Linked DNA regions of Homo sapiens: regions 1, 2 and 3 are each linked to region 4. A link is a contact called in ENCODE Hi-C or POLR2A ChIA-PET data. All regions are on one chromosome and are shown on one strand. Each heading gives the region's core, a stretch centred on a gene start or an enhancer-like site at or near the end of the contact. The rest is flanking DNA. Distances are from core to core; before and after follow the strand shown.

Evidence for each region. A loop is a pair of places that touch in the nucleus more often than their neighbours do. ChIA-PET counts read pairs that join two places held with the same protein, here RNA polymerase II (POLR2A). Pooled maps may share reads with other maps.
Region 1: a loop to region 4 is called in a pooled map, with 2.3 times the contacts of the local background. The contact joins the promoter of DDX5 here to the enhancer-like site in region 4. A Hi-C loop is called at or near these places in 1 of 50 pooled maps. POLR2A ChIA-PET finds 5 or more read pairs at or near these places in 8 of 52 experiments (Caco-2, H1, K562 and 5 more).
Region 2: a pooled map shows a loop between it and region 4 (2.9-fold over the local background). The contact joins two enhancer-like sites. A Hi-C loop is called at or near these places in 3 of 50 pooled maps. POLR2A ChIA-PET finds 5 or more read pairs at or near these places in 5 of 52 experiments (AG04449, H1, HepG2 and 2 more).
Region 3: a loop to region 4 is called in a pooled map, with 4 times the contacts of the local background. The contact joins two enhancer-like sites. A Hi-C loop is called at or near these places in 5 of 50 pooled maps. POLR2A ChIA-PET finds 5 or more read pairs at or near these places in 3 of 52 experiments (CD8-positive, alpha-beta memory T cell, HepG2 and PC-9).

Annotation. Positions count from the first base shown.
Region 1 is chr17:64,505,039-64,507,738 of GRCh38, forward strand. DDX5 (DEAD-box helicase 5) reads right to left here and starts at 1,251. Exons shown (of 13, transcript NM_004396.5): 1 at 1,038-1,251. The coding sequence starts at 1,081. It overlaps CEP95 (centrosomal protein 95), which reads left to right and starts at 1,939. Exons shown (of 20, transcript NM_138363.3): 1 at 1,939-2,078. The coding sequence starts at 2,060. RefSeq lists a silencer at 342-411 and enhancers at 502-711, 772-901, 1,602-1,841, 2,042-2,131, 2,113-2,700 and 1 more.
Region 2 is chr17:64,106,763-64,109,462 of GRCh38, forward strand. The region is part of intron 1 of ERN1 (endoplasmic reticulum to nucleus signaling 1); the gene reads right to left. Among named protein-coding and RNA genes, the nearest start is that of ERN1, 22 kb to the right of the region's middle. Within about 2 kb of position 1,254, at least 3 of the 41 ENCODE cell types and tissues checked have a DNase peak (open chromatin) inside an H3K27ac peak, as active enhancers do.
Region 3 is chr17:64,080,922-64,083,621 of GRCh38, forward strand. The region is part of intron 2 of ERN1 (endoplasmic reticulum to nucleus signaling 1); the gene reads right to left. Among named protein-coding and RNA genes, the nearest start is that of ERN1, 48 kb to the right of the region's middle. RefSeq lists an enhancer at 1,437-1,556. Within about 2 kb of position 1,315, at least 14 of the 41 ENCODE cell types and tissues checked have a DNase peak (open chromatin) inside an H3K27ac peak, as active enhancers do.
Region 4 is chr17:64,281,184-64,283,883 of GRCh38, forward strand. No RefSeq gene overlaps it. Among named protein-coding and RNA genes, the nearest start is that of TEX2, 19 kb to the left of the region's middle. Within about 2 kb of position 1,426, at least 3 of the 41 ENCODE cell types and tissues checked have a DNase peak (open chromatin) inside an H3K27ac peak, as active enhancers do.

The sequences.
Region 1 (2,700 bases), core at 1-2,500, 220 kb after region 4:
ACTTAGGTCATGTAAACAGCCTGGGATTTATCATGTCGGAAGCCGGGGATTTATCATGTCGGAAACTTGTCACCCACATGCCAGAATTTGGGATTCTGGCACACACCACTTCTTGTGGTTACTGTAATCTTCCCCACCAGCCTAGCAATTCACTATCAGCAATAACAAGGCTACATGAACCGAAGAGCATCACGACGATGTTACTCATATGGCCGTTTTGGAACCAAACAGCTTTAGTGGTAAGAACCTAAACAGTACAGTCAGCGATAACAGAACAAGGGTTTTCTCAGAAACACTTCTGCTAGCAAACCCAGCTGGGGGAACGCCGCGGTAGAGCTCCGGATCAACGAATCAAAATTATATAACGCAGGAAAAAAGAAAAGGAGGAGCCGGCGACTACCGGGGGAGGAGTCCCGGCCCGGGCGGAGTCGGCCGGGCGGCGTTCCCGCTGGGGCGGCGCTTCCCCCTTTGTCTCGCATTTCTCTCTGCGCCACATTTTCTCGACGCTGCCATTTTGAGCTCCTCCGCCGGGCGGGGTAACAAAGGCGCCGCCGCCATGTCCGAGGCCGGCATTTTGTACTCGCGACTCAGCCACATGGCTGATGCCGGCCGCCCTCCTACCCCAACAGCACCAGGGCTTTGGAAGTGGTCCCCTCGCTCCCACAGAATGCCCGGCCACCCCAAAAACACCTCCCGAAACGCCGCACCTAACAGATGTTCCTTCGTCTGCCTCGAAGCGTCCCGCTTTCATCCGCACAATACGCTCCCTCTCAACTCCCTCAACAGCTACCAAATGGCAGCCGCCCCGACAGCTCCCCAATCCCCACACAAAAAGCAAGCTTGAAGACACTACACCGTCAAATCTCTTCCAATCACTGTGACGTGAATATCAAAATGGCGCAAGCCTTCGGGAAAGGAAGTCCCAAGATAGCCCGGAAAGGCCAAGTCCAAGCCGCAAAGCCCCCGCCGGCCGCCACCCTGACCCGCCCTCCCATCCCCCCACCCGCCAGGCCTGACAGCTCGGCTCCCAAACTCACCCTCGGTCCCGGCCGCGGTCTCGGTCACTCGAATAACCCGACATGGCGTCAATGGTTGCGGTTGGCGGGGAACGAAGTATATAGAAAAGCGTGCGACAAGTCGCTGGAAATGGCCTCGATGACGGCGAAGCCTTGCGGGGGCGGCAGCGGAGGAAGGACACCGATGACACCAGCCGAAGCTGCACTACTAGAGACCGGTAGAAATGAATGAGGTGCCGGCCGCTTTCCGGCAGCCGCTTTTATAGTCTGGACCGCCTCCTACGCCGCAGGGAACGCTGGGAGCCGCTCTATGACCTAATCGCCCCGCCCCTCGCGCATAGGCCGCAACGCCCGCTGGCGTTCCAGGATCGCCGCGCTTTCACCCCTCCCCGCGCCACTCTCTCAGGTCAGGGCCCACCCACCATTGGAATGCCTCATTCTGCACTCTCTTGACCTCACCTTCTTCTGGTCTTTCCACACCTCAAGCAAGCCACCCCGCCCTTTCCCAAGCCCAGCCCCGCCCACCCTCGCCACTCGGAGATGTTTACGTCTCCAAAGAGCCCTCACGTCTGTAACCAAAAGAGGGGGAAGGCGGGGCCTGGCGTTGTCACGTGGCTGTACCACCCCGGACCACCGAGAGAGCGGTCCGCACTACTTTCCCGTTGACGTCGGCGGAGGGATACAAAACGAAATAGCTCACCGGAAGTGCGCTGCTCGCACCCCGGGACCCGCCCGGGCTGCCGGCTGATGTGGACCGTCCGACCCGCGTGTCTGATAATCCTTTGACGGGTTTTGGTCGGCGGAGAATGGTCTCTAAACTTCCCAAACCGCCCCCGTTTCACGTCCTGTGAAAGGAAGTGCTCCTCTGATGACCAATCAGCGGCGAGAAGCTCTTTTAACGTCCGTCCTTCTTTCACGCCTCCTTCCCCGCGCTTTGGTTCGTGCGTCCGCGCCCCAGTGTCGGGTCTGCGTGGATCGGTCCTTCCAGGACACCGTCGCCTTCCCGGCCGCGTCGGAGTCCGGCGGCGACCTGCCTCTGAAACATGGCAGGCTCGGATGCTGGTGAGTGTCTCCCTGGGGTCCCAGTATGTGTGGACTGAAACCGTCCACCTCCAGGGAGGCCTCGGGCTAGCCCGGACTGGGTCTGGGCTGTCGGCGGGGCTCGTGACCTTCAGACGCCGCGTCGCGCTGGCGGGTTCCCTGGATAGGGTCTCTCAGCTTCACCACCTCTTCGCTTCGAGGCCGTGGAACAGCAGTATGCTGTGGGAGAGAGAGAGGCACTGGGGCGAGGCCGGTAGGACACTTGGGTCCTGGCTGTAAAAAGAGCGGTCAGAAGGGTCGTCCCCGGACTTGTCTTTCTGTGGGGCGTCTAGCCGCTGTCCGTGTGCCCTCCGCCCTTGCACTATGGGCCCTGAGGTCGTACCTGCTTTTGTATTGGTCTTTAAAGGAACAGCATTCTTAAGATTTATTATGCCCCTGCAGAATAGTAGAATATGCCCCTGTAGAATAGTTGTGCTTTTTTCTCTTCAGTGCCCTCTAGAGTCATGGGCTTTGTCTAGCACCGCTTTTGAAGAGCGAATTAATTTGGTTGTCTAGGACGCTTTCATCCTTTTCACAAGGACTGCGTACAAACCAGTTGTCATGGTTTGGCCAGCTGTGAGAAATGGGCGTGGGGAGGGGGATT
Region 2 (2,700 bases), core at 4-2,503, 170 kb before region 4:
CAAGCTCGCTGTCTCTTTCTCTCATAGGACACCAGTCCTACAGGGTTTCTTATACACACACACAAGCTCTCTCTCACTCAACCTGTGCAGTAACATCAAAACAACAGGAAGAAGTACCTCAAAATGGTATTCTATAACACAGACCCTTGAAAGGCACTAAAGGATATTCAAAACAAGGACATCTGTGTCTACAATTCTTCTACTTGCAGCAATATTATCTGTCTCAGACTATAAACTCAAAGCCTGGGCATTTGTGATTCTCTGCTTTATAAAGGCAGCCAGCAGAGTACCGCTTTCTAATACCATTTCATCACATAGTAGGAGACTGTCCGATCATGGCCAAAAAGACATCAAAAATTCACCAAAGCAGTAGAACACTGAAATCAGTGCCCAGTAAGTGCAAAGGTCCATGACATAAAACTCTCTCAATGATTAAAGCAAGCCCTCAGAGTAAAAGCCTCACAATGATCAGGAGGGGCTCAACTCTCCGCTCACAAAGGACTATCTTTGAAGTTATGTTAAGTAAAGACTTAATTAAGACAGATACAAAAAAAATTTGTTTTGTTTTGTTTCTTTGAGACAGGGTCTTGCTCTGTCACCCAGGCTGGAGTACAGCAGCACAAATCATGGCTCACTGCAGCCTCGACCTCCTGGGCTCAAGCGATTCTCCCACCTCAGCCTCCCGAGTAGCTGCGACTACAAGCATGCACCACTATGCCTGGCTTTTTATTTCATTTTTTGTAGAGATGGGGTCCTACTATGTTGCCCAGGCTGGTGTTGAACTCCTGGGCTCAAGCAATCTTCCCGCCTCACCTCTCAAAGTGCTGGGATTACAGGCTTGAGCGGCTGGCCTACAAAACAGATTTTTATTCAAATCAAACCCTGTTCCCTGACCCTCATCTCATTTACACATACTGCAGCAAAGTACTTATACCCAAATATGGAGATTTCTATACAGCCACCTGAACAGTGAGTAACAAATATTTCACTACTTTTAGTCTCCTGTCTGTGGAAGAACATTCAGAACTGAATTAAAACATCAGCCATAGACACAAACAAAAGTCTTACTGTTTTAAAGATTTCAGTCCACCAGTAAATCATTCCAAATTCTGTTATACTTCGTTTACCTGTGTGTAGGTCAGCAATAATCCATCAACCATACAGTTCCTTCTAACCAGTCTATCGGCTGTTATGTTTCCTGATATTAAGTCAATAAAGGCAACCATGACATTTGCTTTGGATGGGAGTCAAGTGTCTAGCTGGGATGCAGAAAAGGCCAAGGCCTAACTGAACAGCACTGTGTGGTTTCCAAACTAAGCAGCTGAGAGAGTTAAACTTTCAGTGTTTGTGGCAAGTCTGCCGTATGGTGTAATTAACCACCACCCAAGACAGTTAGGACTCTTCTTCAGTTTAGGCTACTGTCCTCCTTTAATAGATCTGATTAAAAAAAAAAAAAAGTACCTCATAAATCCACTGTATTCCTGAATGCAAAGGTATGCTAATTTCATAATAGGTGAATACAGTTCCCCCCAAACTGGTTTTGGGGCCTGGGCTGAGTGTCTGAGTTCAACCATTTGCAGTTCTGTTTATGTTCATGGTTGCTCTGCCATCAACTTACATTGCCATCATTGGAAGAAGAAACATATCTGGACATGAATGGTGCTACATGAAATCGTTTTCCCTGACGTGGTTAGGAAAACAAGCCCTTTTTCTTAGGGTGGTATCAAATCCCTAAGGTCCCTCAGGATACCTGGGGAGCTAAGCCAAATCCCACACTTTAGGAAAACTGAAACCCAAGGTTACATGCTCATTTAGTGGCTGAGCTTTAGAATGCAGGTGTCACTACTCTATTTTGTTGTCTTTGCTAAAGGGAAACAGCATCAACTGATATCTAGTAACAACCAAGAAACGTATCAGGCTAATTTACTTTAATGGAGAAACATCCTAAACAAACTAAACTAATACAGGCCTGACAGACTATAAATTTGTATGTGCACCATTGGCCTTACAAAAAGTCAAATTTTATCCATTTGAGTATGTCTACTCATATGCAGTTAAACCTACTATTAAGAAGTCCTGGCCGGGTGCAGTAGCTCATGCCTGTAATCCCAGCACTTTGGGAGGCCAACGCAGGTGGATCACCTGAGGTCAGGAGTTCGCGACCAGCCTGGTCAACATGGGGAAACCCCGTCTCTACTAAAAACACAAAAAATTAGCTGGGCGTGGTGGCGGGCACCTGTAATCCCAATTACTTGGGAGGCTGAGGCAGAAGAATCACTTGAACCCAGGAGGCAGAGGTTGCAGTGAGCTGAGATCGCACCATTGCACTCCAGCCTGGGTGACAAGAGGGAAACTCCATCTCAAAAAAAATAGAAAAAAAAAAGAAGTCCTCACGTAGAAACCCCAAGGGAAAAAAATTTAATTACATACCAAGTTTTTCAGTCCTGGTAACAGCAACTAATCTGAAACTGTCAATTTTGCTCTTCATATTTAGTTAGGAATTTCTTGCAGGGGACAGTAGAGGAGTAGACAGGAGAGTCAAGTAGAAAGTGGAAAAATACTCTAGTTAAATTAAAATTACCTACAAACAACTGTATTTATGACATAATTGCTACCTACACTGGCCAGATGTTGCCAAACTTTAGGCTAGAAAAGAAGTACTATGAAATACACCCCGAGTTGAGATATCTGGCTTGACTG
Region 3 (2,700 bases), core at 65-2,564, 200 kb before region 4:
AACCTACATGGGCTAGTGCACGTGAAGGTTATATGCATTTTTGTATCACCGTGCATATCTTTTAGAAAACATATCCACAATGATGCAAATGTAAGCTCTTGGATAGTTACTGAGGCTGGATAGAGAACTGAGACCAGAACAGAACTGCTTTCAAGAAACTTGCATATAACTTGGGGGATGGATGCAGAACGAAGAACCAGTCACCACACACCGTGGACAAGGGGTCAGAGCATCACTATCTGACACCTCAAAGACTTCTAAAACCTTAATCATTACCTTGTCCGATGCCTGGAGTAGCTCTACATATTCCCATTAGGAAAAGTAAAATGGGTTTAAGAACTAACTTTGATTGGCCAGTAAATGGACACACCTCTTTGGAGCGGCAATTCTAGAGCCTCCAAGTGTTCATTCCCTTTGGCCCCCCCATTGCATTTTTATAAAATCTAATTTAAAGACAATATAAACTATAGAAAATGGTTTTTGTACAAAGATGTGTACGTAGCAGCATTACAAATGACCTACCCAATAATATGGTTAAGTTATAGAATGTCCACTTGGCAAAAAATTAAGGCTTCTAAGAGGGCTAATAAAATTTTAAGACATATACAAACCTATGCTATTATGTTCAGGAGAAAAGATAACATTGTACATAGAGTATTAATGCAACTATGGGGAAAGGCTTCAATGTACCTAATTAGATGGAAAGATCAAAAATGCTAATTGTAAGTTATCCTTGTTGGAAATGCAACTCCCCCCAACCTTTTCTATATCTTAAAATTTCTGCAAGAGCAGGCATTACTTTTTAAATTGAGAACACGTTTTTTTCTCTAAGTCAATTTTACATTTGCAGCAATTAATGGCAGAATTCTTCCCTCCCTAGATTTTCCTGGGCACAAAGCAAGAGGAAGCTCCTGATTCCAGGGGCAGATGGTGGTGGCAGTGAGAGAGCATGAACACTGGCACAGCAGCACTGTGTAGTGACAGATCCAAAAGTCCGCAGGCAGGAGACTCACAGCGATGAGGTATTTCCAGCAACCAAAACCCCACAGCCATGCTATACACAACTTAATCTCTGGGGGGCAAGAACAGCAAGTATTCTTACATGATTTTGTATGCAGAATTCCAGACTCTGTAGGCTCTGCTTATGGTGACAGACGGCTGTCCAATCCATCCAATTATTGGATGAAGGAAAATCTTTTAAGCCTTATCATATGTTGACTTTGCTTAAAAGCCCAGCTCCTATACAAAGGCATATGGTGTTCACAACAACAGAGGTGTACACACACCATATGCGGTCTGTGGGCAGCAAACAAACAACTCACTAAACCAAAAACACTCTAGGAAACAGGAAGAACTTTCAGTCAGTAAGCACATGTTTATCTTTCCCATTAATCACCTCTCGGTACACTCTCACAAACAGACTGATGCAAGAGACAGGAAATAAAGGCACACCACACTCATCCTACTGAAACAAGCTAGTCAAGGTGCAATAACCCAGTTATTTTAACACCGGCCTGAAGGCATGCAAGCCAAGAAGAGCAAGAATATCATATTCCGAAGAAAACACAGCAGTAAAATGGCATCTTTTTTGTTTGTTTCAGCCACTTAAAGGTATCACAGATAAACACAGATTAAGAGGACATGGCCAAATTCCAGGAATTCACCAGAAACAAGACATGCAGACCAACATGATTTAAATTCCTGTTCATAACCTGATCTTTGCTGTACAGTGTTTGCTCAGTCACACAGACTCGTCTTCAGATGCAGATTTTCCTGGTTTTCTATAGCTTATCCACTGGTCACCTGACACTGAGGCCTCAGGTCCCAAGATATGCCCTGTATCAGGAAGGTTCCAGTTAAGATTCAGGACATTGGCAGGAGACAGGGGAAGATTCCCGGGACAACTACATTGGTGTTTAAGAACTGTGATTTTTTTTTTCTAGGCTTAGGAGAAGATAAACTCCAGTAGGAGGGCCTTATGGTTATCTTAGCATTTCCCATCCACTCAGTAAAATAAGCACCTGGAATAAGCCTCTTCAAAGCTGCAGCCCAGGTAAAGACACAATTATTAAGACAGTTCTGACAGAGGCAGACACACTGCTGCTTGGCTTCTGAAATGTAACAATGACCTAATTCTGTAAATGTTTTTCTTTAAGAATCATCTGAATTCAAGATTTGCTTTAAAATACTACAGAAAATAATTATACGGGGGGCGGGGAGGACAGATAAAACAAGAAGTGGCAGGCTGTTGATAACAGTTAAAGATGAGACACGGGAACACTGGAGTGTTATTTTACTACTCTCTGTACATATGGTTAAATTTTTTCATATTAAAAAAGGTTAAAGAGAAAATTATCTTTGGAAAGTCAGCAAAAATAAAAAGAGCATTATCTGAAAATGTGCACTAAAAGAGTAACATGAAAAAGTGGTTTTGATTTAATAATGAGAACTGATATCAGGTAAGATTCTTGCTTTAAAAAAAAAAGTTTTCAGCCATGTGAAAAGAAACACTGTCCTACCTGTAGGGATGTAAACAAATACTGCTGTAAAATAAGCCACTATCTATATGGGGCCCGATAAGAATAAAAGCCAATGTCACCAAGTTGTTTTACTTTCAGAAAAAAAAAGTTGTGGGGGAGTTACTTCACAAATATAAAAAGTGGCTGTTATGTAAGGTAAAGGTAAGGTTATCTGGTAAAG
Region 4 (2,700 bases), core at 176-2,675:
TTCCAAGTGAACCCTCAATATATGGTCACTGTAAAATGTGCAGTAATAAATGTTCATGAAGAACTTGTAGTAACATAAAAAATTATAAAGTCAAGTTTAAAAATGATAAAACAGGCCAGGCCTGATGGCTCACACCTATAATCCTAGCACTTTGGGAGGCTGAGGCTGGAGGATCGCTTGAGCCCAAGAGTTGGAGACCAGCCTGGGCAACATAGAGAGACCCCTACAAAAAAATAAAAACAGGCTGCGTGGGGTGGCTCACACCTGTAATCCCAGCACTTTGGGAGGCCGAGATAGGTGGATCACTTGAGGTCAGGAGTTCGAGACCAGCTTGGCCAACATGGCGAAACCCTGTCTATACTAAAAATGCAAAAATTAACTGGGCATGGTGGCATGCAGCTGTAGTCCCAGCTACTTGGGAGGCTGAGGTATGAGAATCCCTTGAACCTGAGAGGCAGAGGTTGCAGTGAGCCAAGATCGCATCACTGCATTCCAGCTTGGGTGACAGAGCGAGACCATCTCAAAACAAACAAACAAAAAATTAAAAACAAAAAAATTACCTGGGCATGGTGGCACACACCGGTAGTCCCAGCTGCTTGGGAAGCTGAGATGGGAGGATCACTTGAGCACAGGAGGTCGAGGCTGCAGTGAGCTGTGATCATGCCACTGCACTCCAATAAAACAAATACACATATCCTATAACTACAGCCACATAAAGACAGTGTCTAAAGTTAATATGTCAAAATAACAGATTATCATTGCGTAGTGATTCTCTATCGTCCCCCACCCCTGCCCTTATTCTGCTTCTGTAAAAACAATGCAAACTCAATACAGAAAATTTGGAAAGTGCAGAATGGGGGGAAAAAATCCAAGGTTTGATTAATTAATAAAGGGGCAATGTTGAGATTTTCCTCTTAAGTCCACAAGGCTTACCACGCCCCCGTCCATTGGCTACCAAGCCCGTTAGCGCTACCTCGTGGTCAAACTAAGCAACTACTCTTAGACAAAAAAAAAAAAATTTCAAGGAAGAATTAAACAAGCAATGGTATAGCTCCATAAGTAGCAAAAATGTTACGCTGGGACTTTTATCTTGGGGCTTCTATGGGCCCAGTGGGTATCCCAGGGGCCTCATGGAATTGACCTCAGGTGAACAAAAATATGGCTCAAGTATTTTATATGACTGACTAGTCCGCGATACATTCTCCATGAATCTAGCCCACCCTTAGGGCTATCCTGTGTTCAGCCTGAGCCTTTCCGGAAATTTGTCTCCACTGTGTCCAATGTACAGAGAGGAGCAAGCCCACCCACTAGTGCAGAGAAAAGCTGGCCCCTGCCCGCTGGAAGCCCACCTGAGAGAGGGTGGTCCGAGAGGAACCCATACCTGCGTCCTCCACCCACATCGAATCCCCCCGGGGCCAACTGTTCTGGAAGGCCCCTAAACCAGCTGCGGGGCCACTTGGCTCTGAAGTGTTTGGGGCGCTTTGACATAATTTTGTTGTGTCTGCCCAGAAATCCTGACGCAGGCGGTCGGGGGTGGGGGGCCCTGGGGATCTGTAATTGACAAAGGCTCAGTGGGTTTGGGGACCTGGCACTCCCTAGATGACCTTTCCGGAATTGCCAGTCTCTGTCCTCTTCCGGAGGAATCTGGAAAACTTCCTCCAGAGTGTGGCATTGTTTCAAGAGTGACACATGTCATCGAAGCAGGGCTCTGGAGGCAGATGGCGGATTTCCTCCTGGCTCTGCCCCCAAACCTGCTGAGCCACAGCTTCTTCATCTGTGAAAAGAACATGATAATCTTCATACCCAGCTCTCAAGCTTGTTGTGAAGACTATTTAGTGTAATAATTTAATTACACTTATATTTACATTTAATCATAATTATTTAATATAGGTAAAGCCCCAAGCCCTTATTATTATTTTTGAGACAGAGTCTCACTCTGTTGCCCAGGCTGGAGTGCAGTGGTGTGATCTCTGCTCACAGCAACCTCTGCCTCCTGGTTTCAAGCGATTCTCCTGCCTCAGCCTCCCAGGTAGCTGGGACTACAGGCACACGTGCCACCACACCCAGCTGGTTTTTGTATTTTTAGTAGAGATGGGGTTTCACCATGTTAGCCAGGCTGGTCTCGAACTCCTGACCTCAAGTGATCTGTTCGCCTCGGCATCCCAAAGTGCCGGGATTACAGGCGTGAGCCACCGTGCCCAGCCCCCCTTATTATTATTACATACATATGGGTGCCTTTAAATAATGTTTAAAAGGAACAACCCTACTGTGGTTTGAATGTGTGTGTCTCTTCGAAATGTGTGTTGAAATTTCGTTCCCAATGCATGAGGTGGGGCTTTTAGGAGATGACTAGGTCAGAGGGCCTTGCCCTCATGAATGGGATTAGGGTTCTTATAAAAGGGCTGAAGGGAGCCTATTTGTCCTTTTCATCCCTTTCTCCCTTTCCACCATGTGAGGAGACAGCATTTGTCTCTTCTGGAGGACGCAGCAACAAGGCACCATCTTGAAAGCAGAGATGGAGCCCTCACCAGATACTGGATCTGCCAATCCCTTGATCTTGGACTTTCCAGCCTCCAGAACTGTGAGAAATAAATTTCTACTATTTATAAATCACCCAGACTAAGGTATTTTGTTATAGCAGCAGGAACAGACTAAGACAAACGCTTAAAGGAATCTTGAAGAAGAATCTCCGGGTGTAGT